Linked DNA regions of Mus musculus: regions 1, 3 and 4 are each linked to region 2. A link is a loop called in an ENCODE intact Hi-C map of the cell type or tissue named here. Cell type or tissue: heart. All regions are shown on one strand. Links, peaks and the distances in the headings refer to the core of each region. The heading gives the core; the rest is flanking DNA.

Region 1 (7,895 bases), core at 1,960-6,959, 60 kb before region 2:
CCGGCTGTTTTTTTGTTTTGTTTTGTTTTTTGATTTTTGGGTTTCTTTGGGGGGTGTTTGTTTGTTTTAGGGAGTTGCCTCTTGAAAACATTCTAAAATGAACAAGTAAAAATGAAACTACAAAGTACTTACTTTAGGCCAGAATCAACTACAGTAGGGAGAAATAAACTCAGATTCTAGATCATTTTCCTTGGAGAAAAATGGGAGAATCTGAGAACATATGAAAGAAACCTAACCATGTATGCTTTTTTTTTTTTTCCTACCTTCTGTGGTGACATGGAGGCTTGTAAAACAAACAAAGGAACTAAGTTGCTGCCCACTGGCTTATATAGAACTCACATTATCTATGGTCTTTTTACACTATGACCTTTTAAAAAGATGTTTCCTCAGAACATGTGCGATGCTATGTTCTGCTAATGATTTCAGACTTATCATTAGCTTGGGAAAGAAAAAGTGTTGCTCAGAAATCACAACAATAAGCCTGCTGCCATGGTGATCACCTATCATCCCGTCACTTGGGAGGCCAAGGCAGGCATATTGCTCAAATTCAAGGACATCCTGTGCTTCATCATGAATAGCAACCCAGCCAGAGACTCTGCCTCAAAACAAACGATGGGAAACAATTAGCAATGGGAACAGGTAAAAGACTTACAGCCAAACTGAAAGAGCTCCCCATTACCAAAACTGTAGCAATCTGATCATCAAAATAAATAACATGGCTGATAATCTAATCAACAGAATAAGTAATGTGTTAGATTCTGAAATGAAGTATATAATAGCCAGGGGTTCATACTAGTATAAAAAGAGAAATCGGCGGAGAGGAGACAAATCTGCCTTATGAAAGAACTGCTCTTCAAAGTGTGCCCCTAACTCCTTGACCCGTAAGAGTAGGATGAACATGCTGGCTTTCTTCCAAAAATAAAAGCATAGAAAGAGGTAAAAATATAAATAAATAAATAAATAAATAAATAAATAAATAAATAAAAGACAAACTCTAAGACAGGCATCCAATGATGCCTACTGTCACCACCAGTACTAACCACCAATCACAAATTACACCATATCCAGCCCATCCCCTGGAGGCTAATGACAAGAAAGGCTCCCTACTCTGGGCTGTCTCCAAGACAATCCGTATCTTTATCTGGTTGGTTGGTTGGTTGTTGTTGTTGTTTGGTTGGTTTTGGGCTTTTTGGCTCTTAGAAACATTCTAAAACAAAATGAAAATGAAAACTGCCGGGCAGTGGCAGCGCATGCCTTTAATCCCAGCACTTAGGAGGCAGAGGCAGGCGGATTTCTGAGTTCGAGGCCAGCCTGGTCTACAGAGTGAGTTTCAGACATAGAGAAACCCTGTCTCAAATTTTTTTTTAAAAAATGAAAATGAAAACTACAAAGTACTGGTTTAATTACAAGGAAAACATTAGACAAACTCAGGTTGAGAGAATGTCCAGAAAAGCATCAGTATTCTATAAAACTGATGAGGTCAGCAAAAAGGAAGAACATCTGTGAGAGCCTAAGGAGATACAATAATGGAACTTAATATGTATCCTAAATAAACCCTGGAAGGGGGAGGAGGGTACAGGGAGGAAGACAGGTAAAAGGGAAAGAAGTCCAAATAAAGTATGATGCTCATTAAGTACCAAAATGCTTCCATAGCTGAAATAAATGTGTCATACTCTCTTAGATCTTGAAAAGGGGTCAAAGTTGGCACACTGTATAGAGAGCTTGTCAGGAGCCAGTGCTTATAGGCCAGGGCAGATCCATAACCCACATTGTCTGTCATCTATAGCAACCTGAGCTCTCAATCAGATAAACCCAGGATCTTGACTTCACTGCAGAAAAGAATTTCAGCATAGCCAGGATGGACAGGGCCCACATTTATTTTGAAAAGACTGTAAGCAAGATTTAAGCATTGCCATTAGGGAGAATGACTGGTGTTTGGGAAAAGAATAATACTCACCAAAGAAGTGTATTAGCAAAGGTGTGGTGTTCTCAAAGCTAAGTGAGAATTGCACCCAAGTGTCTCAGCAGCTACTATATATATGATTTTGGTGGCCTTTAAGTAACAGCTTAAAGTGTTGTTAAGAATCGCCCCACATACACACACACAAGCAGGGCAGGATTGATACTTGCCTTTAATCCCTGCACTGGGGTGACAGAGGCAGTCCTGGTCTACATAGTGAGTTCCAGAACAGCTAGGGCCTCACAGTGAAACCCTGTCTCACCACACACACACACACACACACACACACACACACACACACACACCCTTCAGTAAATGATGACAGGGTGCCTGTCAGTGCCGTGGATAAGACTGCCAGCTGATCCAGTAAAACCATGGATCATAAAGTTGCACAAGAGTGTACCCTAAGTGGGGCTTCTTGTCAAAGTCTTAGAAATCTCCCCAGGTTTACAAGTCTGGGAAAGGAGAAAGGTCATTCTGGAAGGATGCTTGGGCCTTACATATGGTCCTTCACAGCAAATCATGTTAATTGTGCAGAAATTCTTAGCTCAGCTGGCAGGATATGTCCCCCAGACCCGGGAGTGAGGGACTCCTTTCCCATGTCCCCACAAAGCCAGCCTTCCTATCCTACCTCGAACTCTGCGTACTGACTTTGCAACTTTTCTGTAACCTGAACCTTCTCAGGTAATAAGTGTACTTAAACATGGTGCTGCTGATTTCAAACTCCCCAAGGCTGTTGGAATCTGATTCCCTATGTTGGAAGATTCCCTTGGCTGTCCCTGCCAAAAAGGATGATCTTAGCAATAAAGGAGAGGAGATACAGTGTTGAACAAACCTATTGGCTCACACAGGATAGCAGAGGTGCAGAAAGATGAGAACCCCGAGGCTAATGAAATCTGAAGCCGTCTGTTGGAGGAGTTCAGGGGTGGGGGGGTGGGTACAAGGGGATGAGTTAGGGAAGCTGGGTTTGTTTGTTTGTTTGTTTTTGTTTTTTTGAGACAGGGTTTCTCTGTGTAGCCCTGGCTGTCCTAGAACTCACTCTGTAGACCAGGCTGGCCTCGAACTCAGAAATCTGCCTGCCTCTGCCTCCCGAGTGCTGGGATTAAAGGTGTCGCCACCACGCCCGGCTTGAAGCTGATCTTTTTGTTCTAATCAAACCTTCAAACAAATTGAAATCCACTCACATGGAGGACAAGCAAACTGACACATCAAATTAACCACACCAGAAGTGCTGTTTGTACATACATTTTATAAGAATTTGCCAGGCGGGTATGCACAAACTCAAGGGCTTTATCTCTACAGCTGTCTTTTTGAAAACTTGCCCATCAGCATTTACTGGCCCAAGAGTTAGGGATATCTTTAGTAAATCTCAGTCAGCCCTTCTTCTAGACAGGGGCCTCACCTGACTTTCTGAGCCTCTGCTCTTCCTTGGTCTGCGTGGAAATCTCTAAGGGCGTCTACCACATCTGTCTTTTCCATCGGTCTGCAGATATGGCTTTTATTACTCAGAGGCCCGATGGCCCCACCAAGGCTGACTGAAGCATTTTCCTAGTTCCTCTTTCTTAGAGTCAGCAGTAGGGAAAATCTGTCCAAATTAGATTTACAGAGAAAACTCCCCCACGCTCATACATCACGTGGCCTGCCCGCTGGGGATGTAGGTCAATGGTATGTATCAGCGTTAGTCTAATATGTGTGAGGCCCTGGGTACAATCAACAGTATCTTCCTAAAGAGAAAAGGCAGCTGCCTACATTGGGGTTCACCTCTGAAACAGTCAATTTCGTCGGACAAAACATGATTTCCTTTGCTACTTTTCAAAAGCCATATGCTGTCACAAAACGGACAAAGACTGAAAACTATTATAGACATTTAGAAGGCAAATAGTCCCTGCCCATTTCCCTAGCTCCCTATCACTGCGAGATGCAAACCCCATCGCCGCCTTCAGGCTGTCCAATGCCCGGGCTTTTACTAGTGTAACAGAGTCCTGGGCTCCCTACCGCTGGTGACACACATCTTGCACAGCGCAAACGCCACGCCCAACCCAACCCTGCCCACAGCGGGAAATTGCCCGAAACTAAAATGGCGCCTTAGGAACAGGCAACCAGATATGGGCGTGTCCTGGGGCGGGGCAATATCCTGCCCCGCCCAGCCAGCACGGCGAAGGGCTGTCCTGCCGAGAGCTAGGTTGGCCAAGCAACGACGCCGGCACATCTGCTCTCCAGGCGTTATGAGGCCCCTGCTTCGGGGTCCGGCGGGAAACGACGATGAGGAGAGCTCGGACAGCACCCCGCTCCTGCCGGGCGCCCGGCAGACCGAAGCGGGTGAGCTGCGGGACCACCGAGTGATTGCTAGTGGCAGCGTTCCTGGCGGGCGGGTGGTTCCCGGCCGTGGGCGCCTTGAAGGAGTGGCTGCGGGGTCGGGGGGACAGGTAGCCGCTGTAGTGCTGTGGGTCGGGACGGAGGTGCCTGTGGCGCTGGCGGGACTGAAGCAATTCAGGGTCGGAGGGGTACCCGATCCGAGTCAATAAGCAAAGGGGCCAAAGTGCTTCTTGCTCCCCTCCAGCGGCCGCCAGGTTTCCGCTTATGCCGGCCTGTAAACATGTGATCTGGTAGCGCCTTGTTGGGGAGGAGAGACAAAAACAAAACAACAACAAAGAAGAGTTAACAGCTGTTGAGTGTGCGGGGGACAGTTGCATAATCCCGCGAATATCTTGTGCTGTAAGACACCAAAATATTGCAGACATTTCTATTTTTTCCTTGTCTATCAGACTGCAATTTAAGTTAGGAAACAGGTTATTCTCAAGATAAGATATCTTTAGCACTCTAAGACAATATGCCGTACTAGAGGTCTTGCAGGTGCTACTTCAAAAAGCATCTTCATTGCGGGGGGGGGGGGGGGGGGCGCATGTTGCACAGAGGTATAGTCCTTGCCTGACAAGGTTCTAGTCTCCATACCCACCATCCCCCAAAACACAAGTATGTGTCTTCACTGGATTTCGCTACACTTTTGTAATGTAGCTTCCTGAAGCTACAGAAAACTAAAGGACAAATCGGCTTGGACACATTCAAGGATATAGGTGTGAGAAAGAATTGAACTGGAAATTTGCCTTTGTTGGCCCGGAACAGTCTTCTGTCGGTATGTCTTTTGTTGACATTACCAAAGAATTCTTTCGTAACTGTTTTAACCATCCTTCCCACTTGTGTGGGTAACTACCCTACTTTCTGACTTTATTCAGACTACTTCTGTTGGCTTTTGGGTGATCTGTTTTGGTTTTGTTTTTATTTTTAGAATAGTTTGTTAGGGAACTGGAAAGATGGCTCAGCAGTTAGAGCACTGGTTGCTCTTCCAGGGGACGAGGGTTCAGTTCCCAGCACCCACATGGAAGCTTACAACCATCCATAACTCCAGCTCAAGAGAGCCAACACCCTCCCTACTCAGACACACCTGTGGTACACAGACATACATACAGGCAAACATTCGTACATAGAACAGATTTTTTTTTTAAAATCTAAAATAGAATGTTTTATTTTGAAAAGTGTAAGGCATCAGTAGGTCAAACCTAGGACTTGCATTTTTTTGGTTGGTTGCTTGGTTTTCTTTGAGACAGGGTCTCATGTAGCCCCAGCTGGCCTCTATTTTGTAGCTGCAGGTGACTTAGTTCTCCTGACCTTCCTGCCTCCACCTCCTGAATGCGTGGTAAGCAAGCATTCTGTCCACTGATTCACACCTCCTGCCCCCTTGGCTTCCCTCTTGGGTTAGAATCGAAGTTTGACACTTTGCCACTGCTCTGGATTCCCTGTCCCTGTCCTCCGTCATCACATCCTCCTTGGTGCCACAGACACGTGGCACCGGAAGTTGCACGCAAGGCCGATTGCTCCGCCAGTTTGGTAGGGATATCTACCTTCCCGGCCGTCCTGTCTGTTCCACTAGGAGCCTCGTGCCCCACAAAGCTTAATTTCCCACAAATGAGAAATACACTTCTTAACACGTGAGCTCGATCTCCAGGATCCAGAGAAGGCAGTGATAGCAATTCAGTTCCTGAAGTTTCTGTGTGCTGAGTAGTGTTCTGTGTACTTTGCGGTTCATCTTCATCGTTCTGTAACAGGAGCTCAATACAGTAAGCGCTCGACGGTAATGTGAACTATTTGTTAGTAAACCAGCTCGGGGGAAGGAAGGTCCTATGTTCTCCCTGTGCCTCTCTCACATCCCTACTTCTGCAGGCCCTGGTCCTGCTTTTGCTAGAATGGCTGTGCTCACACCCACCCCACCCCCGCAGCTACCTGGCAACTTCTGCCCGTTGAGGAAGCCTCTGTTAAATATCCCTCTTCCAAAAAAGACCTTTCCTGGCTCGTCTCCCGAGATTCTCAGGCCTCCTTTCTCCCTTACATAGGTACGTAGCACTTTATTTGATTAGAAATGCTTTCTCAGAGCCAGCCAATGATGGCACTCGCCTCTCATCCCAGAACTTGGAAAGCAGAGGCAGGCGGATTGCTGAGTTCAGGACCAGCCTGGCCTAGAGCAAGAGTTCCAGGATAGACAAGGCTACACAGAGAGACCCTGTCTTGAACCCCCTCCCCCAAGCAAACAAACAAACAAACAAACAGAAAGTGCTTTCTCAGGTATGGAGATGGGGACTATGTGAATGGACACTGTGAGTCCCTGTGGTTTTTAATCCCCACAGCTCGGCTGATATGGATAGTCTCAGGGAAGCCTGCAATGTTAAACAGGCAGGGTTGTCTCGACAACAGAAGATGTGTATAACCTGTTTTCCACCCAGAAGGTTGGGAGTGGGTGTGGTTAATAGTCTAGTGACCTGTGCTATCTGTAGGGCCAGGCCACACCTGACTCCCCCAGACTTTTGTTTATTCCAGACTCTTCCTCTCCAGAGCTTTATCTCGGACATTGTTTCTCAATCGATAAGAATTCATCTTTATGGAAGAGATCACATGTACTTTGTAATGCCATAAGCTTCGTCATGCACACGGGATTGAGTTAATTGTCGCCAGGAAACCTTTTTCCAAAATTGTACTGTACTTAAATGTGCCTAAAGCAAACGGTCCTTCCGGGCGGGGTTTGAACCAACACCAGCTGCTGAACTGCGTGCATTAAGCCAGATTTCCTTCTTGCCTCACTTGTATCAACACTCTGCGGGCTGTGTTGTTGGCAGAGAACCCCACAATCAACGCTCAATATGAGGGGCTCAACCATCAGAGATGGTAAGAAATTTTTCCTTTAAATAGAAGCAGAAGGCAAGAATTCAGTCGTCTTGCCCAAGGAGTCAGGATCTTAAGTGGGAGAGTGCAAAGGATCATGGGTTCTAAAGAGTCCTCTGTGACAGAGAACTTTGTACAATTATTGAAACATTTGCTAAGACCCAGAGGAGGGGATGGAGTCCCACAACCACTCAGGCATCCCAGCCGGGAAGTCACCCATCTCTGTGCATTTGGGGCTCATTCTCCTGAACCGCCTGACTGGAACTCAAAGCCCTCAATCCACAGGCTCCTCCTGCTGCCTGGATCTGGGAGCTCAGAGCTGCTTAGTGTAACACCAGAGTTCCAAGGAAAGGCAGACAGGACTCCGCTGAGGCCATATGAGCTAGGTCTAGGCACCCCCAAGTTTAGCGTGTTTGGAATTTTGTTTGCTTTAGGGTCTCACTATGAAGCCCTGGCTATTCTAGAATTCATTCTGTAGACCAGGGTGGCATTGACCTCAGCTCCTCCTGCCTCTGCCTCCTGGGTGCTGGGATTAAAGCTGTCGTCACCACCTGCCACCATATGGCTTTTGATAAGGACAAGGAGCATATGTTTTATATACAGATTCCACATGCTCCACAAAAAATGATTGTTACCCATCCCTGGTTGTACAGCTCAGTGGTCTGACCTTGCCAATCAGCCAGGTTTTATTAGGTGTTTCTAAGCCATTGAACATTTTTAACTG
Region 2 (7,895 bases), core at 1,668-6,667:
TTAGACCCCTCAGGCCAGCAAAGATCAAACGTTTGGAATCACAGGCCCAGCAGTGGTTAACCTGCCTCACGTGTGTGGGACCCAGGGTTCAACTTCCAGCACTACAGAAAAAAGGAAAAAAGGAATGTTTGGAGTTGTGTAAGTGTTGGCAAAGAGTGTGAGGAGATGAGCGTTCCTGATCATGAAAGGAAGAGGAAAGGAAAAGATACAGGCTGGCAGATCTCCCAGAAAGCTGGAGAAAGCTCCCGTTTGTTAGTTTGTGGTATGGTTTGGTTTGGTTTTGAGATGGAGTCTCTAGTAGCAGTCTCAGGCTGCTCTGGAACTCACTTTGTAGATGACCTTGAAGTCTTAACCCTCCTCCCTCCTTCCTCTGCCTCCCTGGTGCCCACATTATAGTGGCTTGTATCTCAATTAAAAGAGAACATGTCTTTGTTCACAGATATGTACCCCAAACTTGACGATATGCCCTGAGTGATTCTTGTGTAGGTTCATTTTAATGTGACAGAGATAAAGGCAACCCACAGGGGTTCATCATCATGGCAAAATAAGTTGACTGCCATGTTTACTACGAAATAATGTAAATTAAGAACATGCAAAAACCTCAAAAATATTGAGTAAAAAGTTTTATAATACACTATCACTTTCAAAAAAAAAAAATGTTTTGGGACAGGTCATTCTGTAGCCCAGGCTAACCTAGAGCTCACTTGACAGCCCTGGCTAGACCCATACTTTCATTGGCTTGCAGTGTACTGTCTCATACTCCTGTGAGTTACCAGCATGAGCTACCGCATCCAACAACAGTGTTTTGTTTGCTTGTTTATAATAATATCTCCCCAAATACCTCTGGTTGGCCTTAACGTTGCTGTCTAGACCAGGATGCCCTTGAACTCAGCAGTCCTCCAGCTCTGCCTTCCAAGTGCTGGGAAAGTTGTTTGAGGGCTGTTAAGTTTTTTTCTCTTGTTTTCTGATGTTAGCCTTTAGTGGCTGAACATTCTCTTGTTTGTTTTTTGTTTTTGTTTTTTTAATCATATGTATTTATAGGGGCAAGAGTGGGTTATACAGTGGTGGGCATTCTTCAGCCATCCAGTTCTCAAGTCTGAGAGTTGGCAGCAGCAGCAGCAACGAGCACCTTTAGTTTCTAAGTCATCCCGCTAGCTCTCTGGTGGGGGTGGTGATGGTGGGTTTTTGTTTTGCTTTATGTTGTCTTTTGGGTTTTGGTTTGTTTTATTTTGTTTTGTTCTTGAGACAGGGTCTTCTGTAGCCCAGGTTTGCCTCCAACTCACTATGTAACAGAGGCTGACTATGAGCTCCTGAGCCTCCTACCCACCTCAATCACAGGTACAGGACCACAGGTACAGGTACGTACAAATCTCCCTGAGTATTTCTAAAGCTGTACAAATGTGACAACTTGAATTGGATCTCTGAGTTCAAGGCCAAGTCTGGTCTACTGAGTGAGTTCCAGGACAGCCAGGGCTACAGAGAAACCCTGTCTCAAAAAACAAAAACAAAAAAAAATTAATAATTATAAAAAAGCAAGCTAATGGAACATCATTGGTTGCTTGGGAATGCAAATCAAGAGCACAGTTGGGGTGGGGGTTGGCAGTGGTGGGCACTCTGTAAACACCAGTGCTTGGGAGGCAGAGCAGGCAGTTCTCCTGAGTATGGGCTACAGGTACAGATCCAGTCTCAAACAAATGAAACGTGGGTGGTTCGGGCTGAGGAGATGGCATGAAGGGTAAGCGCTTGTGACAGCACACAGGTCTGTGCTTAATACCTGGAACCCATGCAAGGTTGCCAGAGGCAGCCCCGGCCCATAATCCCCCCCCCCAAAAAAAAGTGACAACTTTCCAAGGGCACTCACACAAGTGAGAGTAAGTCATAAACACTTTATTTAGAGGGGCAGAAGGGGAGTGAGATGAAGGAGGAGGGGACTGAAATAAAAAGACTGGGGCTGGGGAGATGGCTCGGTGGTTAAGAGCATGGACTGCTCTTCCGAAAGTCCTGAGTTCAAATCCCAGCAACCACATGGTGGCTCACAGCCATCTGTAATGAGATGACACCCTCTGTAGGGGTGTCTGAAGACAGCTACAGTGTACTTATGTATAATAACAAATAAATCTTCGAGCGGAGAGAGAGGGGCCGAAGAGAGAAGAAAACGTGTCTTAAGACAGCTACAGTGTACTTAAATAAATCTTTTTAAAAAGGAAAAGGAAATAAAAAGGCTGAGGGTGCAGTGGTGAGAGCAGTGGAGGAGGGGACAGATGAGGGAGGCCTTTAATCCCAGCACTGCAGGAGACCCACTCAGGAAGGAACAGGAAAGAAGATTGCTATAACTTTCAAGTCAGCCTGGTTCACATAGCAAGATTCCAGGCTAGCCAGGGATACCCTGATGAGACCCTACATCAGAAGAAAAAAATAAAAAATAATGAGACTGGGATGTAAGTGGTTGTGCTCTGTGGTGGTTTCAGTGGGAATGGTCCCCATAGGCCCCTGTATCGGAACCTTTGGTTCTCAGTAGACTGTTTAGGAAAGAGTAGGAGGTGTGTCACCGGATTGTCAGTGTATTAAAGCTGGGCAGGGAGAAAAGCTTTCTGATTTTATTCCCTCTGAGTTCATATTTTACAAGGCATATGAATTATTTTGGTAATTAAAAAAAAAATGTGCCGGGCAGTGGTGGCACACGCCTTTAATCCCAGCACTCGGGAGGCAGAGGCAGGCGGATTTCTGAGTTTGAGGCCAGCCTGGTCTACAAAGTGAGTTCCAGGACAGCCAGGGCTATACAGAGAAACCCTGTCTCGAAAAACCAAAAAAGAAAAAGTCTCAAAAAACAAAATTAATGTTATTAGTGTTATTTTTTATAATGACTACTGAGATTTAACTCACATCCCACCCAACTCACCTTTTGAAAGTGTATAGCTAAAATCGGGGTTGTGGCTCAGGGCAGAATGTTTATCAGGCACGTGGAAGGCACTGTCTGGCGGCACGAGCCCAGCACCGCACACAGTGCAGAATTCAGTGGCTTTTCTTACCCTGTCCTGCCATTTTGCTTTATCCACTTATCCCTGGGGGGACTTAGGGTTCTCTAGTTCGAGGACGTTGTTAATAAAGCTGGTGTGAGTTGCTAAGAGACAATTCAGTAGATAAAGATGCTTGCTGAAGCCGGGCGTGGTGGTGCACGCCTTTAATCCCAGCACTCGGGACGCAGAGGCAGGCGGATTTCTGAGTTCGAGGACAGCCTGGTCTACAAAGTGAGTTCCAGGGACAGCCAGGGCTACACAGAAAAAACCTGTCTCGAAAAACAAAAAAAAAAAAAAAAAAAGATGCTTGCTGAAAAGCCTGAGTTCCATCCCAGGCACCACGAGAGGAGGGACTCTCATCACACACACACACTACGTAATTTAGAAATGATTTTTTTTAATAATGCTGATAAGTACACTCATGTGTAGACATTCTGTATTCCCAAAACAAAAACTATTAAGACAGACCAAACAAAACGTTAAAAGCATTTGTGAATAGTGAAGGAGGGATTAGGTTTTCTCTTCTAAATTTTCATTTTATCTTGTTGAGACTGGGTCTCCTACATCCAAGGCTGCCCTTCAGTCCCTGACCTTGCTGCTTCCACCTCACAAAAGCCAAGACCTCAGGCCTGTGCCACCAGAACTCCTTTATTTAACTAGAATGTTTGGAAATTAAAAAGAAAAATCAATCATGGGGGGGGGGGGCGGGGGGAGGACCGTCAGGGTCAATCTGGAACTGACTAAAGGCTAAGAAAGCCAAAGCAGGCCTCTCTGGCGCTGGGCTTTAAGTGCCTGCACCCTCGGGCATCGCCGGTTTGGCTAGGCTGTAAAGTGGCACTGTGGGACAAAGTGGCACTTGTTGATATTCACGGCAGCCACGGGCCTTGCCAAATGGCTGATTTACTTTGCCTGGAGTTTGTCCCTCAGCTCTGCCTCTTCCTACACTCTCTTACCCCAGTATAAAGCCCTTCTTTTTTAATGTTTTTTTTTTTCTAATAACCACATTTTTCTATTTTGAAACAGTTTCAGGAAATCCAAACTGGCCTCAAACTGACTCTGTAATGAGGGCTGGCCTGGATCCCCCTGCCTCCACCTGGCGGCAAGTGCTGGGATTGCAAGCATGCCACACCACGCCCAGACAGTCATTCATTCACGCATTCGTTATTTATTTACTTATTTTAATAATTTAAGTCCGTGTGTGAAGGTCAGAAGACAGCTTATTGAAACCGGTTTTCGGTTTCCGCCTTCCCAAGGGACTGAACCCAGGTCTTCAGGCTTGATAGAAGCTCCTTTACCCTTGGAGCCACCGAGCCTGTCCAAAGATTTTTAAGAGAACTATTTTTAAAACACACAAACGCTCTTCTCTTCTGACGCTTGGGACTTACGACAGGTTCCATGCCGCACTCACCTTCCGCGTGAATTTTTTGACACCCCCCCCCCGGCCCCCCAGAAACTCGGATTTGCCCCACGGCAGCGGGCGTTTCCCCTGGGGGAGGAGCAAGAAGAGCTTACAGCACTCGGGAAGCACGAGTTTGACTCATGCCTTAGCGGACTCAGGAAACCCGATTAGCAAAACCTAGATTTCTTTGTCTGGAGAAAGGAGATGACTCACAGAAACCACGTGCAAAAGAAAGGCATTTAAAAGGGCTCGATGGAAAGTCACTGCGGGCTGGGGAGCCCCTGGCGTCACCCGCCCGCGCTCCCGCCTCTGGCCGCTGGAGGCAGCAGGGTCACGAGGCAAAAAGACTTTCCTGACCCTTGCTTCTCAGTTTTTGTTCTAAAAGGCAATGTTAGCTCCTAACCGCAATTCTGGCCAAGTGTGGTGACTTTGAAACCAAACCTGGAGCCACAATGTTGTTAAAGAGCCACGTTGTTATTAAGTCTCCATACCTTACAAGAATAAATTTGTTTCCTAAGCCTAATAATGTATTCTACAAACCATGTTTTTCAACCTGTGCTTAACTTGTAACCCCATGATGTATATACCCTTTGTAAATCCCTTTGCCTTGCTAAACCCCTGAATCTGTAAGCTATGATTGCCCTTTTGCCTTACGGAAATGTTTTTCCAGATACCTTGATGAGTGCCCTTCCACACCCCACAGACTGCCTTAGGTCCTGAGTAGCCCCTCTCCTCCACCACCATGTCCCCACCCCAACTTCTATGTCCAGGGGCTAACAGCCAATTATCTCAACAGCTCTTCTCTATCAACCCTAACCCTTCCACATATAAGAGACCTCAAAAGCCAGTGAGGGGATGTTCTGAGACCCGAACTTAGGGAAAGTGCACAGTCTAAACACAGCTTGCTTTAATCAGACAGTCGTCGAAATAGTTTTTTTCTCCGGTCTAAGGTTGACCCACATTTTAAACCCCAACACTAGGAAGGCACAAAGGGCCATTTCTGTGGATTCCAGGCCAGCCTTGTGTACATAGCAAATTACAGCCCAGGCTACATAGACCCTGTCTCGAAACAATATTGCCTTTAATCCCAACTCTAAGATCAGGTGTTGAAAGTCATCCTCAACTACATAGTGAGTTTGAGACCAAAACTGCAGGGCCCCATACACAGAATAGGAGCCTGGCATGGTTACATATGTCTACAATACCCAAGTGTAAACAGGTGAAGTTAGAAGACTGCAAATTTGTGGCTAGCCTGGACTACAAATAGAAACCACGTCTCAAAATGGAACAAAATCAAGAACTCCACCTCTGAAACCTTTGGCCCCATTCCCACTATAGCTGAAGGCCAGCATGGATCTCAGTACAGAACTGGCTTTTCTGCCAAGAACAGGGACTTCAGAAAGAAGTTGGCTGAGGCCTGGAAGTTAGAAGGTGGTTCCTTAAAAATGCAGTCAGTTGTTTAATAGAGAATTTGCTGTCTTTGGGATTTCTCCTGCAGAACTTTCGAGGAGTAGAGAAGCTTCAGCCAATATTGAGAAAGCCAATAGAAGTCAGACATGGTGGATGGACCATTCCTGCAATCCTAGCACTTGGGGTGTAGAGAAAGGTGTGCTAGCTCAGAATCAGCTAGGACTACAGTCTTAGGCCAGCCTTGGTAGATAGCAAGACCCAGGCTCAAAAAGAACTAATTTAGCTCACGGCTTTAATTGCAGCCCCTGGAGGCAGAGGTAGGCAGATCTCCTTGAGTTCAAGGCCAGTCTGGTCTACAGCTGGAGCTCCGGGACAGCCAATGACGTGTTAGAATGGCGGGTAGCCGCTCAACAGCACACTAGGCCAAAGCAGTTCAGCGTGGAAAAGGTTCTATTGGAAGGGAGAGACAAAGTAGTGGCAGAGAGAGAAGAAGAGGGGGAGAAAGAAAAGAGGGGGAAGAAAGAGCGAGGAAGGGATGTTCTCCTTATTTATATGGAAAATGACATAACAAGTAAGGGTGGGAGGTGAGCCAAGTGAATGCTGGGAAGATGGTGCCCGTTGTCTTGGCAACCGGTCTGGAGGTTGCAGGTCGCGCTGTGGCCTATGTGATATCATAGGTTTGGAATGTCCTGATGCCAACATACCTCCCTTCTTGTTATTATAAAGAGAAGGGAAGAAAAAGGGTGTGGGAGCAGGGCGTGGTGGCGCACGCCTTTGATCCCAGCACTCGGCAGGCGGATTTCTGAGTTTGAGGCCAGCCTGGTCTACAAAGAGAGTTCCAGGACATACGGAGAAACCCTGTCTCAAAAGAAAAAAAGAAAAGAAAAAGAAAAAGGGCGGGGGGAGCCGATGGTGAAAAGGGAACGAGGGTGTCGTGTCTCTTAAGCTGCTTCCTGCTGTCTAGGGGTGTCGTCAATTTTGGGGTGTAGTCAATTTTGGGGTGTAGCTGGCTCTCACCATCGGGATCCACTAGACAAACATTCACATCGGGTTCCTCTGTGGACAGCAGCTCTTCTGTGGGCAGTGGCTGGTAATCCTGTAATAGCTGATTAATAGTTTGGTTAGAAGTGTTTTGTATTTGTCGTTGAAGAAACGTAGAAACAAGATTAATGAAGCAAGGAGCAAATGATACCGCCTGGAAGATGACTAGGAAAGGTGTTACGAAAGAGTATCCACTTCCATATAGGATTTTCAAAAATCCCAAAACTGGAGGTCTCACGGTCTCTGAAGTTCTTGATGTCTGACTGTAGCTCCTGGCTTTTATTTCTCACTATCCTGGATTGGTTGGCGTAGAAACAGCATTCTTGGAGGAACAAGCAAAACCACCTTCTTTAACTGTCAGGACAGCTAGCCTCTGTCAGGTCAGGGAGATGTAAGGCTGCGTGCGGCCTTAAGGAGAGTCTGTTGGAGCCTCCGAAAGGGCTTGGTAACAGGTTTGAGAAGTGGTTCGTGGGTGGGGGCCTAACACTGCTTTCATATAAGGGGAGAAAAAGAAGGGAAAAGGAAGGAACCCAGGAACATAAGAAGTTAGCCATTCCTAGGAATGATAAAATCTCTTCCTCTGTAGAAGGAACAGTCTGAGACTGAATCAGACTTTTTCTTGTGGATTGGGGAATTGTTAGTCCCAAATAAGTGACCTGAGGAGTAGACAGCTGGACTTTTAGGTCAGACCCTGTAGCCTCGACTGGAAAGGAAATTTAGAAGAACAGAGATGTCAGCTTGGCTAATCTCTAGAGCGGGGCTACAGAGGACATCATCTACATAAAGTACAATCTTAGCTTTAGGGAGAGATAAAGAGAATAAGTCAGAAGCCAGGGCCTGGCCAAATAGGTGTGGGCTGTCTCGGAATCCCCGAGGCAGAACAGTCCAGGTAAGCTGAGTAGAAAAGTGGGTGTCAGGATCTGTCCAGGTAAAGGCAAATATGATCTGTGACTGGGCGTCAGGAGGGATAGACAAAAATGCATCCTTGAGATCTAAGACTGAGAAATGAGAGGTCCCCGAGGGGATAG
Region 3 (7,895 bases), core at 1,471-6,470, 50 kb after region 2:
CCCGCTGTCGTCGGCGGGGATTAGCTGCGAGCATTCCCGCTTCGAGTTGCGGGCGGCGCGGGAGGCAGAGTGCGAGGCCTAGCGGCAACCCCGTAGCCTCGCCTCGTGTCCGGCTTGAGGCCTAGCGTGGTGTCCGCGCCGCCGCCGCGTGCTACTCCGGCCGCACTCTGGTCTTTTTTTTTTTGTTGTTGTTGTTGCCCTGCTGCCTTCGATTGCCGTTCAGCAATAGGGGCTAACAAAGGGAGGGTGCGGGGCTTGCTCGCCCGGAGCCCGGAGAGGTCATGGTTGGGGAGGAATGGAGGGACAGGAGTGGCGGCTGGGGCCCGCCCGCCTTCGGAGCACATGTCCGACGCCACCTGGATGGGGCGAGGCCTGGGGTTTTTCCCGAAGCAACCAGGCTGGGGTTAGCGTGCCGAGGCCATGTGGCCCCAGCACCCGGCACGATCTGGCTTGGCGGCGCCGCGTTGCCCTGCCTCCCTAACTAGGGTGAGGCCATCCCGTCCGGCACCAGTTGCGTGCGTGGAAAGATGGCCGCTCCCGGGCCCTGTTGCAAGGAGCTCAAAATGGAGGACGCGGCAGCCCGGTGGAGCGGGCGGGTGAGTCACCCACACAAAGGAAGAGGGCCTGGTCCCTCACCGGCTGCTGCTTCCTGTGACCCCGTGGTCCTATCGGCCGCAATAGTCACCTCGGGCTTTTGAGCACGGCTAGTCGCGGCGGGGGGAGGGGATGTAATGGCGTTGGAGTTTGTTCACATTTGGTGGGTGGAGACTAGTCAGGCCAGCCTGGCGCTGGAAGTCATTTTTGGAATTTGTCCCCTTGAGTTTTGAGCGGAGCTAATTCTCGGGCTTCTTAGCGGTTCAAAGGTATCTTTTAAACCCTTTTTTAGGTGTTGTGAAAACCACCGCTAATTCAAAGCAAAAATGGGAAAGGAAAAGACTCACATCAACATCGTCGTAATCGGACACGTAGATTCCGGCAAGTCCACCACAACCGGCCACCTGATCTACAAATGTGGTGGAATCGACAAGCGAACCATCGAAAAGTTTGAGAAGGAGGCTGCTGAGGCAAGTATAAGGCAAAAGGAGGGATGGGAATTCTTTAAGCAGGGAGTAGAACCTAGGTCTTGGGTGTACTAATTAGAAGTCACTTTGCAGATGGGAAAGGGCTCCTTCAAGTACGCCTGGGTCTTAGACAAACTGAAAGCTGAGCGTGAGCGTGGTATCACTATTGACATCTCCCTGTGGAAATTCGAGACCAGCAAATACTATGTGACCATCATTGATGCCCCAGGACACAGAGACTTCATCAAAAACATGATTACAGGCACATCCCAGGTGTGTAAAATTTACCCATTCCTGACTCAGGATATTTTTTAGTGGGGTGCTTTCTCTGAGATAATGGTATATGATTGTCTTGTTTCTTACAGGCTGACTGTGCTGTCCTGATTGTTGCTGCTGGTGTTGGTGAATTTGAAGCTGGTATCTCCAAGAACGGGCAGACCCGCGAGCATGCTCTTCTGGCTTACACCCTGGGTGTGAAACAGCTGATTGTTGGTGTCAACAAAATGGATTCCACCGAGCCACCATACAGTCAGAAGAGATACGAGGAAATCGTTAAGGAAGTCAGCACCTACATTAAGAAAATTGGCTACAACCCTGACACAGTAGCATTTGTGCCAATTTCTGGTTGGAATGGTGACAACATGCTGGAGCCAAGTGCTAATGTAAGTGACTTTTAAGGTAGTTGAATGGAGAAAGCCGCAATAAGTAAGGAGGTTATAATTGACTGCCTGTGTTTTAGATGCCTTGGTTCAAGGGATGGAAAGTCACCCGCAAAGATGGCAGTGCCAGTGGCACCACGCTGCTGGAAGCTTTGGATTGTATCCTACCACCAACTCGTCCAACTGACAAGCCCCTGCGACTGCCCCTCCAGGATGTCTATAAAATTGGAGGTAAGTAGAATATTAAGTAGAATGTTGACGTGAATTTGAAGTCTTATGTTTTGTGTATTAAATACTTATACAAAACAATACTATTTTAGGCATTGGCACTGTCCCTGTGGGCCGAGTGGAGACTGGTGTTCTCAAGCCTGGCATGGTGGTTACCTTTGCTCCAGTCAATGTAACAACTGAAGTCAAGTCTGTTGAAATGCACCATGAAGCTTTGAGTGAAGCTCTTCCTGGGGACAATGTGGGCTTCAATGTAAAGAACGTGTCGGTCAAAGATGTTAGACGAGGCAATGTTGCTGGTGACAGCAAAAACGACCCACCAATGGAAGCAGCTGGCTTCACTGCTCAGGTGACACATTTTTAAGATAGGTGGCTAGATTGGTTGTGTGTGCAGAATCACAAGGCAAGACTTAAATACACGCTGTTTTTCTTAGGTGATTATCCTGAACCATCCAGGCCAAATCAGTGCTGGCTACGCTCCTGTTCTGGATTGTCACACAGCCCACATAGCATGCAAGTTTGCTGAGCTTAAAGAAAAGATCGATCGTCGTTCTGGTAAGAAGCTGGAAGATGGCCCCAAGTTCCTGAAGTCTGGCGATGCTGCCATTGTTGATATGGTCCCTGGCAAGCCCATGTGTGTTGAGAGCTTCTCTGACTACCCTCCACTTGGTAAGCCTGATCTGAGTCTGCTACACTGAACATCAAGTTTGTAATAGGAAATGTTGCTTGCATAGCAAAGATACTGATAAATGGCATTTTTCTATATAGGTCGCTTTGCTGTTCGTGACATGAGGCAGACAGTTGCTGTGGGTGTCATCAAAGCTGTGGACAAGAAGGCTGCTGGAGCTGGCAAAGTCACCAAGTCTGCCCAGAAAGCTCAGAAGGCTAAATGAATATTACCCCTAACACCTGCCACCCCAGTCTTAATCAGTGGTGGAAGAACGGTCTCAGAACTGTTTGTCTCAATTGGCCATTTAAGTTTAATAGTAAAAGACTGGTTAATGATAACAATGCATCGTAAAACCTTCAGAAGGAAAGAATGTTGTGGACCATTTTTTTTGTGTGTGGCAGTTTTAAGTTATTAGTTTTCAAAATCAGTACTTTTTAATGGAAACAACTTGACCAAAAATCTGTCACAGAATTTTGAGACCATTAAAACAAGTTTAATGAGAAATCTGTGTTGGTCAATGCTGAAAGTTAACTGACTGTATACAACAAAGGTACTGGGGTCCCCATGGTATGTTCTTAGGGATTGAGTTCTGGTTGTCTGGGTCTGCCCAGAACTGAGCTATAAACAGGGCTGATTTGGGTTAACTTCAAATCTTACTGGTGAGGACAAAGTAATTTTGCTGTATCAACCCAAGGTGTGGTATAGTTGGGCAGACTATACCTATACCCCAATCTGTCTGGATCTGCATGCAGTAGGTCAGACTTGGGTGTGACAGCTAAGTTTGATTTAGGCAGCATTGGAGTATGCTACCACATAGGATTACTGAGTGTGCTTTGTGAATATTGGAAATGAAGCAAGGTTGGACAATTACTTGAGCATTTCCTTCCACAATTACACAGGAGAGAACCTTAACTAAAAAGACCAATCTTGAATGAATAGGTGAGAACGAAGAGGCTAAGCAAAAGGGATTTTCTAAGATGAGCTTTTGCAAAACAAGCTGATGGTAGGGTGGTAGGAATACCTTCAATAATAAGGTAAAAGCTGTTCAGTATTTATACTGAGATTTTGGTTACAGTGACTGTACTTGTTGCCAGAACATGTAATTTGAAATAAGTTTCAAAACTGAGGCATGTTAGCCTGACTTTGGCAGAACAAACATGGGCTAGTCCCTGGAAGTGGATTGGCAAGACTGCATAGGATATGTCATGAAGTCCATGAGATGAAAACAGGTGGCCTAAGTTTAGATAATCTAGACTCAGAAAAGTGATGTGTAATAACCCCTTTGATATGGCAAAAACATCCAATGTGTCATCTTTACCCTTAGAGACTGGATAAAATTCTAGTGCTTGTGGGATTAAGGGTTGCTGTTGCTGCAAACTCTTTACTAAAGGCTTGTCAGTTCCTTAGTTGAGGTTATTTCAAGTAGGACTGGTTAAAATGGATTGCTAATAGTGAAATAGCTTAAGTAAGCTGTTAGACCCTAAATAAGAATCAAGACCTACCTGGGAAATTGATAGCAAGTGTCTGCTGGATACAAACACCGTTTTTCAAACCTGCACACTTACGTGTATAAGTGGAGTAGCACCATCTACTGGTGCTTTGAAGACAAAACATTCAGAATAAAAGCATGTTTCTGGGGATGGAATTCAGGGCCAAAGGTTTGGTAGGCAAGCCTTCCACCACGTGAGCTACATAGGTAGTCTTTAGTCTTGATTAAAATCAAACACGTGAAAGCTAAGTGCTCTAAAAGGCTAGCTGTTTAGATGTTATATGACTTTAGTGTGGACTTAGTGAAAATTTCCCCCGGTTTCTGGCACCCACATGATTTACAACAGTTCTAGTGGCCTGTCTGTACCAGGTCCATATACAGTACCCATGTAGGCAAAATCTTGAACTCTTTTAAAACATGTTTTTTAAAACATTTGGGCTTTAATGTGGGAGATAAAGGCTCCACATGGATAAGGCCAGTTGCTACTAATGAGTAGGGTTTAAAGTCAGTGCAGTCTCAGTCTGGGTTGCATAAGGGCTAGGGAGTCTTGACATCCTTAGAAATAAAAGTAAATGAAGGCAGGCTGGGCTTGAAAGGCTGGCGAGACAGTCTAGTCCCTAGATGCACATAGCAGAACATCCCTCAAGTTGTCCTTTGTCCAAAGGCACATGGCTCTTAAAATACTCTTGAGAATGCTGCCCCCACACTCCCTTATCTTGCAGTCAGGCTAGCCTCTGGGTCTAAATGAACCTCTTGGCAGTTCTTGGGAAAGGTACTGGGTGAACCTAGGGCCTTTGCATATGGTTGGAAGATACACTCCCACTGAGCAGTGATCCTCATTCCTTCAAAAGAATTGAGAGGCTCAGGCAGGCCTTGAACTTGTGATCTTTCTATCACAGCCCCCCTGAGAATGGAATTAGAAGCTTACTAGTAGGTTTGGCTCAATTTGAGTTTTGGAAAACTTGACTTACAAGGCATTTTTCTGAGCTACAGTTTTGTCTATCCCTGGATGTCCTGGAACTTACTCTGTAGACTAGGTTGGCCTGGAAATCCGAAATCTACCTGCCCGTGCTTCCCAAGGCTTGGACTAAAAGCATGTGCCACCACACCAACTAAAAAGCCAATTTGTTATCTAAAAAAACAATTTAAAAAAAAAAAGATTTATTTATTATATGTAAGTACACTGTAGCTGTCTCAGACACACCAGAAGAGGGCATCTGATCTCATTACAGATGGTTGTGAGCCACCATGTGGTTGCTGGGATTTGAACTCAGGACCTTCAGAAGAGCAATCAGTGCTCTTAACCGTTGAGCCATCTCATCAGCCCCGTTTTTTTCTTTCTTGAGAGAGGGTCTTGAACAGTCTACACTGGCTTTGAATTTGCTACGTAGGCAAGACTGATACATACCACCATGTACAGCGGAGTTTTATGAAAATTTGCCTGGGGTGCTTTATTGTAGTCTTGGATTTTTCAGAAGTTGAGGCAGGAGGATCATTTGAGGATAGGGATTTGAGGCCAGCTTGGACAAAATGACTTTTTTTTTTTTTTTTTTAAAGAATTATATATGTGGGGCTGGTGAGATGGCTCAGTGGGTAAGAGCACCTGACTGCTCTTCCGAAGGTCCAGAGTTCAAATCCCAGCAACACATGGTGGCTCACAACCATCTGTAACAAGATCTGACTCCCTCTTCTGGTGTGTCTGAAGACAGCTACAGTGTACTTACATATAATAATAAAATAAATCTAAAAAAAAAAAAAGAATTATATATGTGAGTATACTGTTGCTGTCTTTAGACACATCAGTAGAGGGCATAGGATCCTATTATAGATGGTTGGACCTCTGGAAGAAAAGTCGGTGCTCTTAACCGCTGAGCCATCTCCCCAGCCCTGTTTTTGTTTTAATTTACTCTTATGCATTGAGAACTAAGTAGGCAAATTAATATGGCCTGTGTTTGAAATGCATTTTATGAAAACAAGGGTGCAAGCTAACATCAAATATGGCCTTAGATGTGTTCTAAGCCATTATGTTCACCACTTGGGGGTTGTTGGTTGTACTGTGAGAGGAGTAAACAGTGAGTTCTAGGTCCTGTATGAAAGAGACATCCCATCTTGTTTTCCATTAACATTAACTTGTTATTTTACTTACAAACCCTAAGTGCTCTCTCACCCGTTACTGCTTATGTGGCACCAAAGTCACTTCCATATTTGCAAGTCTCTGGGAACTTCCATAACAAGTTAAACTGGAGTACTAACTCAAATACATAGTTTTCTCAGTACTGATTCTGAAGAAAAATTATTTTAGGAAACAACTGCATGGTACTAAATAGTGTTGACCTCATGCAGTGGAAATCTCTGAAAGGCCTATGAATAAGTGTATTTGAGAGTTCCGTTTGTGATCCCTACAAGAAGTCCTATGTTACACTAATTCTATCCTTATGTATAAGTAAAGTAGGTGAGAAAATTATGCAAGAGATTTCCCCACTCCTTCATTGCTAAAATATTCACATACACTAACATGCATTCTTTTTCTTTTCCCTTATTGAGACAAGCCCAACTCTTGTAGCTCAGCTAGCTTGCAGATCATGGTGTATCTGTTTGAGTAACACCCCCCGCCCCCCAAAGGTTCGTCCTTTTTTGCACAGTGGTATGTTTTGCCTCCTGCGAAGAGGGAGCTGGAGAAATAAAAGAGAGAAAGAATACCATTTAGTTAAAAAAGTAAGTAGGCTCCCAGCACTTGGGAGGCAGAGGCAGGTGGATTTCTGAGTTTGAGGCCAGCCTGGTCTACAGAGTGAGTTCCAGGACAGCCAGGGCTATACAGAGAAACCCTGTCTCAAAAAACCAAAAAAAGTAAGTAGGCAGGACTGGAGGGGCTTCAGAAAATGAGTGGGAAGGCATGCCCGTGTTTTCACCAGTATCTAGAGAAACAAGAAGGGGCAGCTCTTCTGAGTCACTGACAAAAGTAGGCAGGAGAGGAGCACAGGTTCTGTAAGTGGCTCCCTGTTTCCCTAAGACCAGGTCTCACTGTACAGCCAGGTCAATCCTGAACTCTAGGTCCTCCCGCTTCAGCCTCTCAAGTGATGGGGGATTACAAGTCTGTTCCACCACAGTTTCAGGTTTAGTTTTGCTTTAGTTATGATGAATGCTATATGATCTATAGAATATGAGCCCCAGAGAGAATTACACATTGTTTTTCACTATTTTGCCCAGATACATAAAAAAAGCAAAACTGTAACCTTGGTCCTGTCTCAACAACAAAAAAGCCACTTCCAGGACTTGGCACATACCTTTGGACAAACGTAAAATCACCTAACAACAGTATTTTCAGTGTCATCTTTATTTCCTATTCATACTCTCTAAGCCAGCGGTTCTCAGCCCATGGCTTGAGACTCCCACAGGGATTGAATATTAGATATTTACATTATGATTCGTAACAGTATGAAGTAGGAATGAAATAATTGTGTGTTTGGGGCTCACCACAACACAAGGAACTGTTTTACGGGGCTGAAAACCATTGCCCTAAGCCCTCACTCTAAGTCCTCTATGAAATGAAAGTTCACAAGCACCGATTGGCCTGGCGTTCTGTCACTGCTGTCTGCTCTGCCGCGTGCTCCTCACAAATCTGAGCAGATTGATGATGGCAGCTGGTGTCACTCCAGGAATACGACTAGCAGCCCCAATCTAGGAATTAAGATGACAAAAGAACCAGGATGAGCGATGTCAAATCAGATGTCCTCTCCCCACAGCCTCTTTATAGGACAGGCTGTAAAGCAGTTAGATTCTGAGCTGGC
Region 4 (7,895 bases), core at 1,224-6,223, 80 kb after region 2:
TGGGTGTCTGTGACCTCAGCACTGGAACAATGGAACAGCCAGGCTGGCTGTGTCAGTGAGCACCAGGATCAGTGAGAGACACTGTTTCCAAAACTAAGCAACTCTGGAGCTTGGTGAGAAGGCTCAGCAGACAAAAAGGAACTTGCTGTAAAGGCTGGTCCCTGGAACCCACACGGTGGAAGTGACGTAATCTCCTGCATGCTGCTAACTTCCTTGAGTGTGCCAGACATGTCCCCCAGTAGTGTGAAAATAAATAAGCAGAAAAAATAAACGAGTGTGGAAGACACCTAATGCTGACCTCTACCCACTACACACACGTGCACAATCACTCTGGATGGCTGTATGTTGTGAATCTCAAGAATCTAAGCAGTGTTGTAGCAGGGGAAGCACGAGGTTCCTAAAGAAGCACACAGGCCTGCTGCACTTGGTGAGGGTACAGTCAAAAGTTAACTGACTTTAGCATTTTGGTTAAATACAACATGATTTCTTCTCTTTTTTAAATTGTCAGGTATTGAAAGGAATTTTTAAAATGTATAAAATAGCCCATGTGAGGTGCATGCCTTTAACTGCAGCACTTGGAAATTAGAAGCAGGTGAATTTGTGTGAATTCGAGGCCAACCCTGATTACACAGGAAAACCTCACTCAAAAAAAAAAAAAAGAAAGAAAGAAAGAAAGAAAGAAAAAAGTTGTATCCACTTCTGAATGCTAGATAGTAGCTGGAAGAATGGTAACTGATAGAGGGAAGAGAAGAAACTAGTAAGACTGAACTAGTTCCTCCTTGCAAAGGTCAGAAAGGAGAGAACCAGAAAGGCTGAGGTTGAGGAGCTGGGCTAATTTTATGTCAAGCTAACATTGGCTAGAGTGTTCTGAGAGGCACTGGGAAACTGCCTCCCTAAGACCGGGCGGTAGGCAACCATATAGAACATTTTCTTGAGTAGTTATTCATGTGGGAGGGCCGAGCCTGTTGTGGGCGGGGCCACGCCTGGACTGGAGGTCCAGGGTCCTCCTGTAAGAAAGCAAGTTGAGCAAGCTAGTAAGCAGCACTCCTGTGTGGTCTCTGGATCGCCTCCTGCCTCCAGGTTCTTGCCCACTTTGAAGTCCTGTTTTGGCTTCCCTCAGTGGACTGTGGTTCAGGATACTAAGCCAAATCAACCCTTTCCTCCCCAGCCTGCCTTTCGTCATGGCATTACATCACAGCAATACTAACCTTAAGTAAGACAAGAAAGTAGGGGTGGGTGATGTAGTGAAATCTGCCTCACATGGGTTTTTTTTTTTTTTTGGTTTTTTTCTAGACAGTGTGTGTTGGGGTGGGGACCCTGGTTGAGATGGCTCAGTGGATAAAGGTGCTTTGCCAAACTTGATGGCCTGAATTCCATCCCTCATACCTATGTGTGTAAAGTACACACACACACACACACACACACTTCACACAGAAAATGAACAAATATAGAAACAAATTTATGATAGAAGAAGCTGGATAAAAGACACAAATTGTTTTGGAGTATTACACTAAAACAGTATTTTGTTTTGTTTTGTTGTTTTTGGGTATTTTTTGTTTTGTTTTGTTTTGTTTCGAGACAGGGTTTCTCTGTGTAGCCCTGGCTGTCCTGGATCTCACTCTGTAGACCAGGCTGGCCTCGAACTCAGAAATCTGCCTGCCTCTGCCCCACAAGTGCTGGGATTAAAGGTGTGTGCCACCACTGCCTGGCACTAAAATAATATTAATGAACCTAGAATTTGACTGAGATTCACGATGGTCAAAATGAAGAGACGCATGACTATTTACATAATTTTCTTATCCAGGCATTGAAAACCAGAATTTCCTGGAACAGCAAAAATGTCTGCATGCTCTTCTCTAAAGCAAGTTTCTCACAGAGTTTGCTAGGCTGGTATTAGCATTATTAGCCAGTACATACCCAGGACAACACCTCTGACCCTGGACTTCCCAGGGTACCCAGGCTCTGGTTCTGCAAGAACTAGATCTTCTACAGCTCCCTTCTGAACAGTGAGTAGGGGCGTGCTCAGGATTTCTTTCTGTCAACAGAGAATGCCAGTTGAAAGAGCAGTTGGAGAAGCCCACAGTCCCTCCTGGCCTCACCGTGGGTGCTCACCCCTGGCCTCGCCTGTGCTCACCTGCATGTTCTGTTTATAAAGTTTCCGGTCAATCTGTGCTCTCAGTCCCCACACAGCAGGGCCCTTACGCCGGTTTAGCACTTTGTAATGTATACCAGACTGGTCACAGATCCGGGAACACAGACCATCCAAGGCATCCACTTCTCTCATCAAATGCCCCTTTCCGATGCCACCAAAGGAAGGATTACAGGACATCTGACCTAAAGAGAATGGATATGATCATAATAGAGTACCCTGTACATATTACTTAATAAAGAGTGCTCGGAAAGGTAATCAGACTAATCAGATTCATTTAAAACAATAAACCCCAACACGCTCTCCTCTAACTTCAAAGAGAGGAGGAATTAGCAGAAAATGGGCGACTCATTCCCGTTCTCTGCATTCCTATGGACTCTATCGTCTAAGCCAAGTTACCTTTCTTCTTTGAAGCCAAGGAATACTTGATAATGTACCACCTTCCTTCATCACTTTGGTCAGGCGTGATTGGGTACACCTTGAATCCCAGCACTCAGGAGGCTGAGGCAGATGGATCACTGTGACTTCCAAGCCAGCTTGGTCTACACAGCACTGTCTCATTTATGAGAATCATTAGTAGGCCTCTGAAATGTTTTTTAGACATATCCTACAGCGTTGATAGAACACAGGTTTTGCACTACTGTGTATATGTCTAAAAGAATTTAAATCTGTGTGAAGTGACAAGTGGACTTCTATATTTAACGAGACACTACTCGCCAGAGCCTAGAAGCGGGATCAGCCTAATGTTTATCAAGTGTCGGATGGATAATGAAAACGAGGTGCGTAAGCTGAGGCGCCTATCAGCACAAAACACGCAATGGAAATACGGAACGCGACAAGCGGCGGCAGAGCTTGACAAGCTCTCCGTGGACGCACCACGTCGGTCGCTTAACAAGACGGGTGTGAAAATGTTAACTCGGGATTTCTCTGAGATGACAATACGGGGAGGGTCAACCCAGCGACCTGCCCAGCAGCCGCCGTGGCTTTCAGTCCTCCGCTCCCTGACCCCGGGCACCGGCCACTCCGGTCCACCGCAACCCTGCCCGCGCTCGGTCGGACGTAGAGTTCCCGCCGCGGCCGCGGGGCTCCTCACCGATCGTGTCCACGCGGTGCGTGAGAAGCAGGGTCCGCGAGCCACAGCGAGCGGCGGCGGCGGCCGCCTCGGTCCCCGCGTGCCCTCCTCCGATAACTACCACGTCGAAGTGCGGGGTGCAGGGCGCCGCGCTGTCGCTGCGGAGGCGACGCAAAGGCAGCCGTCTGCCGAGGGACGCTGCGGCCCAATGGCCACGGCCTCGGAGAAGGAACATGTTGAGGGAAGCTAGCTAGAGACGCCCGGAACTGTCACCGGAGTAGAAGCCAGCTGGGCGTCGCCATCTTGGCCGAGTCAGCGCGTAGCGCGCCTGCGTCCAGCGACGCTTTTGATTGGCGGGTTGGAGCTTCGCCGCGGGGAGGTGCGCGCAGGCCCTGTGCGTTCTCCCCCCCCCTTCCTCCCCCCGCAGGTACTTTCAGCGCTGGCGGGAGATTCTATCTTGGAGGTTGAGGTTAGGCTTTTCCCGTGGACTTGTCTTTATCGCCAGGTTGCCACCTATGAACAATAAATTTGATCATTTCGCCTCAAAATCTTCTGAGAGGTTAGTCGACTAAGGCAATCCGAGTTCTAATCCTCATCTTGAAGGCCATCTGGGTCTACAAATGAATATCACGTCTCCAAATCAAAACTCCATTATTTATATACAGCTTAAACATTTTTTTGACATTTATTTTATGTGTATGATTGTTTTGCCTGTGCATGTGGTGTATGGGTGTGTGGGTGTGCGCGCGCGCCTCGATCTAGCCTATTCCCACAAAAGTCAGAAGAGTGCATCAGATTTTCTGGAGCAATAAAAGGTTATGAGCCACTATGTGGGTGCTGAGAATCAAACACGGCAGGTTCTCTGCAAAGAGCAAGAGATCTTGTTCACTGAGCCATTTCTCTGGTTCCTATTTAAACATAATATACACACAAGACATGGAGAATTAAAAAATGTGTAACTCCTACAAAGTGCTCTGTCCCTACTTTAAAGGAATGCCAGTCTTTTGTTGCTAGTAGCTATTTTTATATGCATATACAAGTTTTCCTCTGAGTTGAAATATTCCTTCCTAGAGGAGGGAGTCTCATAAAAGTCCAGAAGTGAACAAAGTTTACAGGTTCAGTCCCAGGAAGATTTATAAATTGCCAGGCCCACCCCTACTTCAGGCTATACAAGCAGGGACCATTGCTAGGGGGTAGACTCCAGGACCATCAGATGTGCAAGTCCTTCGGGGGCTCAGGGATACAACTTTTGTGAGTTGTCATCCATACTGCCCTGGACTTTTGTAATGCAGTCTTTGAGTCATCCACACTCCTGTAAATACCTCCAAAAAACTTATAGTTTCACTAAATTATATTTGAGTGGAATAATTTTCTTTGGCTTGTTCTTGGTGCCCTCAGGTAAATATACATTTATTCACATTTTCACAGGAGGGGGAAAACTCACACGGCACAGGAACGCTAGTATTTTGTATATAAATTCTGTGATTATACTATCTTTCACTTTATTCCCCTCCATTTAACTATATATATTTAAATTTTTAATTGCATGTATTCATTTGCATGTGAGTATGTGTATGGGCTTACTCATACTACAGTGCACATATGGAGATCTACTTGAGAGAGTCAGTTCTCCTCATCCTGTGGGTTCTGGGAATTGAACCCACATCATCAGATTTGACAGCAGATATTTTTACCTGCCAATCATCTGTCCAGTCCCCTTAACAATATATTTGCTTAGCTGGGCACGATGGTGCACAACTCAGGCAGAGCTCTGAGTCTGAGGTCAGCATGAACTACACGGTGAGTTCCTGGATAGTCAGGGTTATGTAGAGAGATCTTGTCTCTGAGAGAAAGTGAAAATAAGCAAAAGAGAAAAAATGAAAAAAAAAAGTCTTCTACATTGTATCCAATATTGGCTTGTTTGTTGATGGTAGGTGTTTTTAGATGAGAGAGAGAGAGAGAGAGAGAGAGAGAGAGGAGAAAGAGAGGTGAGCATAAGTGTGTATGTCTTGGTGAACATTTGGGACACAAATGTCAAGTTCTGAGGAGCCAGTGATCTCCTTCTACCTTGTTTTGAAGCAGGGCCTCTCTTATTATTTCTCTTGATGTTCTGTGTACTCCAGGACAGCTGGCTAAAGAACTTAAGGCCAATTCTCCAATCTCTGCCTCCCACCTTGCAGTAAGAGGGCTAAGATTGTAGAGGTATGTACCAAGATATACCATGTATATCTTTTATGTGGGTTCTAAGAATAAAAAAAAAAAACAGGTGTCAGGAGTGCATAGCTATCCAGTGAGCCATCTTCCCAGCTTCTAGTGTGTTTTTGAGATATCTTACTTTGCAACCCAGAGCGAACTGGAACTCACAGCAATCCTTCTGCCTCAGTCTGCTGAGTGCCAGCATTTCAGATTTATGCCACCATGTTTCACTTGGATTTCTTTTTCCTTTGAGACGTGTCCTTTCTATGTATGCCAAACTAGACTTGGATTCCCCATCCTCCTGCCTCAGGTACCTAAGTGTGGAGATTACAGGTGTGCAGACTCTGTCTAGCACAGAAGCGGATAGTTATGCTTTAACCGTGGATAATGAAATTGGTTTAAATGGGATGTGATGTTTCACAAACATTGGGCATTTTTCAAGTATCATCAAATATTTACTAGCAGTTCTCTCTCAACTCCTCCTGGCTCTGTTCTTGCCTCTCTCAGTCTGGAATTGATATATAGATCAGGCTGGTCTTAAACTCATGAAGATCTCCCTCCAAAGTGTAGGCACCAAAGTAGTTTGCTTTTTTTTTTTTCCTTTCTCTAACAGGTTTTCAAAGTGTTTATATTAGAGTTATGGCCCGTGCTAGCTAAAATATACTACTTCTTAATATTTTGAGTCAATAGCTTAAACCATTGATTAAAGAATCATAGACTCAGTCAGGCAGTGGTGTCTCATGCCTGTAATCCCAGTACTCGAGGCAGAGGCAGAGGCAGAGGCAGAGGCAGAGGCAGAGGCAGAGGCAGAGGCAGAGGCAGAGGCAGAGGCAGAGGCAGAGGCAGAGGCAGAGGCAGAGGCAGAGGCAGAGGCAGAGGCAGAGGCAGAGGCAGAGGCAGAGGCAGAGGCAGAGGCAGAGGCAGAGGCAGAGGCAGAGGCAGAGGCAGAGGCAGAGGCAGAGGCAGAGGCAGAGGCAGAGGCAGAGGCAGAGGCAGAGGCAGAGGCAGAGGCAGAGGCAGAGGCAGAGGCAGAGGCAGGGGATCTCTTGAGTTCAAGGCCTGATCTACAGAGTGAGTTCCAGGATAATCAGGGCCACACAAAGAAACCCTGCATCAATCCTGCCCCCTCCCCAAAGAATCATAAACCCAGTTGACACTTACCTGGGAGAATCCCTCTCACCTACATTTGAAGACCAGGCATTAATCTGTTCACATGCTATGTATTCAGTGCAGAATCTTCCCTTTTCAACGAAGACATTACTCATAGACTCAGAACCAGAAAGTTCAGTTGTAGCCCAAGGACAGATAATAAAGACAATAGAAACCGAGTTTCTGTTTGGGAAGTCTATAAAACCCTCATGTGGAAGGTAGTTTGTTACTCTTGTATCAGCGTCCCCAGGATGGACCTCGGATTTATTGTTTGAGACAAGATCTCACTCTCTTATCCAGGCTTGTACTTCTGGGCTCAAAGATGCTCTGCTTAAGCCTCCAGAGCAGCTGGAGCTACGGACCTATGCTCCCACAGGTGATGCTAAGAGTTGATTAACTAGAAAGATTCACAACTAAAAGAATTACAATTACAGTATGGTTGTCGCAGTGAATTTTGCTCCTTTCAAAAATCATTGTTCAAACTTCATTCTCTCCGATGCTCATGCCTATTCCATACTCTATTGCACTGTTTTCTTCTTTTTAATTCCTCCTCCTCCTCACCCTCCTCCTCCTCCTCCTCTCCCTCCCTTCTCTTCTTCTTTTCCTCCAGATAGGGTTTCGATGTATAGCCCTGACTGTTTTAGAACTAGCTCTGTAGATCTCCAGCTTACTGCCTCTGCTTCCCTAGTGCTGAGACTAATAATGGAGAATGCCACTCTACTGGCAAGACCTCACAGAGAGGTCTCCTGCTCAAGTGTATTTCTGCAAAGTAGGCAGCGTTTCCATTCCCAGGTGTGTCTACTTGCCATTCAAAAGCGAATGCTTGTTAGACAAGTTCCCATTTTGAAAACTCATGTACAGGCATTGACAGGAAGGAGGGAAGAGAGTTGCAGGGTCAATAGGATGGCAGCACACTGATCGGTGTCTTTTTATTCAGGCTACATGTATCTCATAATATATGGTACATACACACGCGCGCGCGTGCGCGCGCGCACACACACACACACACACACACACACACACACTCACACACACACACACACACTTTACAAAAAGTTACACAGAGCAGCAATTTTTGAGCTTTATTTTAAGGGACACACAGGATTGCATAATAAGGTGTGGAATATAGTAATGTTATTATTATAACATTCTGATGTTAGTTGAAAACTAAGTGTTGTTCTGAGCCATGTAAATCTTCAGAAGACAGGTTTTTGTTTTTGTTAGCACAGTGGAAGGCAAAATGAGTTCCGCCAAGAACAACTTTAAAAGAAGCAGCCACTGTTGACGAGACCGACTTTAGAAATCGCTTTCTGAAAGTCTGCATTAAAG

What was found. Hi-C counts contacts between places; a loop is a spot of excess contacts. Peaks named below come from ENCODE experiments on the same cell type or tissue, not always from the same donor. Only the 100,000 strongest peaks of a DNase experiment are listed, where the experiment ranks them.
Region 1: a loop joins it to region 2, with 2.0 times the contacts of the local background. A loop is called at or near these places in 2 of 42 quality-filtered maps.
Region 3: a loop joins it to region 2, with 4 times the contacts of the local background. A loop is called at or near these places in 23 of 42 quality-filtered maps.
Region 4: a loop joins it to region 2, with 4 times the contacts of the local background. A loop is called at or near these places in 3 of 42 quality-filtered maps.

Annotation. Positions count from the first base shown.
Region 1 is chr9:78,584,258-78,592,152 of GRCm38, reverse strand. It overlaps Slc17a5 (solute carrier family 17 (anion/sugar transporter), member 5), which reads left to right and starts at 4,108. Exons shown (of 11, transcript NM_172773.3): 1 at 4,108-4,279. The coding sequence starts at 4,186. In heart, for the core only: CTCF peaks have their summits at 3,882 and 4,509; DNase peaks (open chromatin) are centred at 3,572 and 4,122; H3K4me3 peaks cover 1,560 bases; H3K27ac peaks cover 1,237 bases; H3K27me3 peaks cover 437 bases.
Region 2 is chr9:78,524,258-78,532,152 of GRCm38, reverse strand. No RefSeq gene overlaps it. Among named protein-coding and RNA genes, the nearest start is that of Eef1a1, 46 kb to the right of the region's middle. In heart, for the core only: CTCF peaks have their summits at 4,097 (motif pointing left) and 4,744; DNase peaks (open chromatin) are centred at 3,912, 4,122 and 4,642; H3K4me3 peaks cover 1,559 bases; H3K27ac peaks cover 2,005 bases.
Region 3 is chr9:78,473,680-78,481,574 of GRCm38, reverse strand. It overlaps Eef1a1 (eukaryotic translation elongation factor 1 alpha 1), which reads left to right. Exons shown (of 8, transcript NM_010106.2): 2 at 887-1,064; 3 at 1,155-1,334; 4 at 1,427-1,723; 5 at 1,801-1,951; 6 at 2,041-2,297; 7 at 2,383-2,617; 8 at 2,717-3,122. The coding sequence starts at 921. The coding sequence ends at 2,841. It overlaps Mto1 (mitochondrial tRNA translation optimization 1), which reads right to left. Exons shown (of 12, transcript NM_026658.2): 12 at 7,423-7,785. The coding sequence ends at 7,690. Among named protein-coding and RNA genes, the nearest start is that of Eef1a1, 4.1 kb to the left of the region's middle. In heart, for the core only: a CTCF peak has its summit at 4,216 (motif pointing left); no DNase peak of the experiment used is centred there; H3K4me3 peaks cover 1,726 bases; H3K27ac peaks cover 354 bases.
Region 4 is chr9:78,443,858-78,451,752 of GRCm38, reverse strand. Mto1 (mitochondrial tRNA translation optimization 1) reads right to left here and starts at 3,543. Exons shown (of 12, transcript NM_026658.2): 1 at 3,243-3,543; 2 at 2,135-2,334; 3 at 1,918-2,035. The coding sequence starts at 3,456. In heart, for the core only: no CTCF peak of the experiment used is centred there; a DNase peak (open chromatin) is centred at 3,532; H3K4me3 peaks cover 2,058 bases; H3K27ac peaks cover 1,154 bases; H3K27me3 peaks cover 1,065 bases.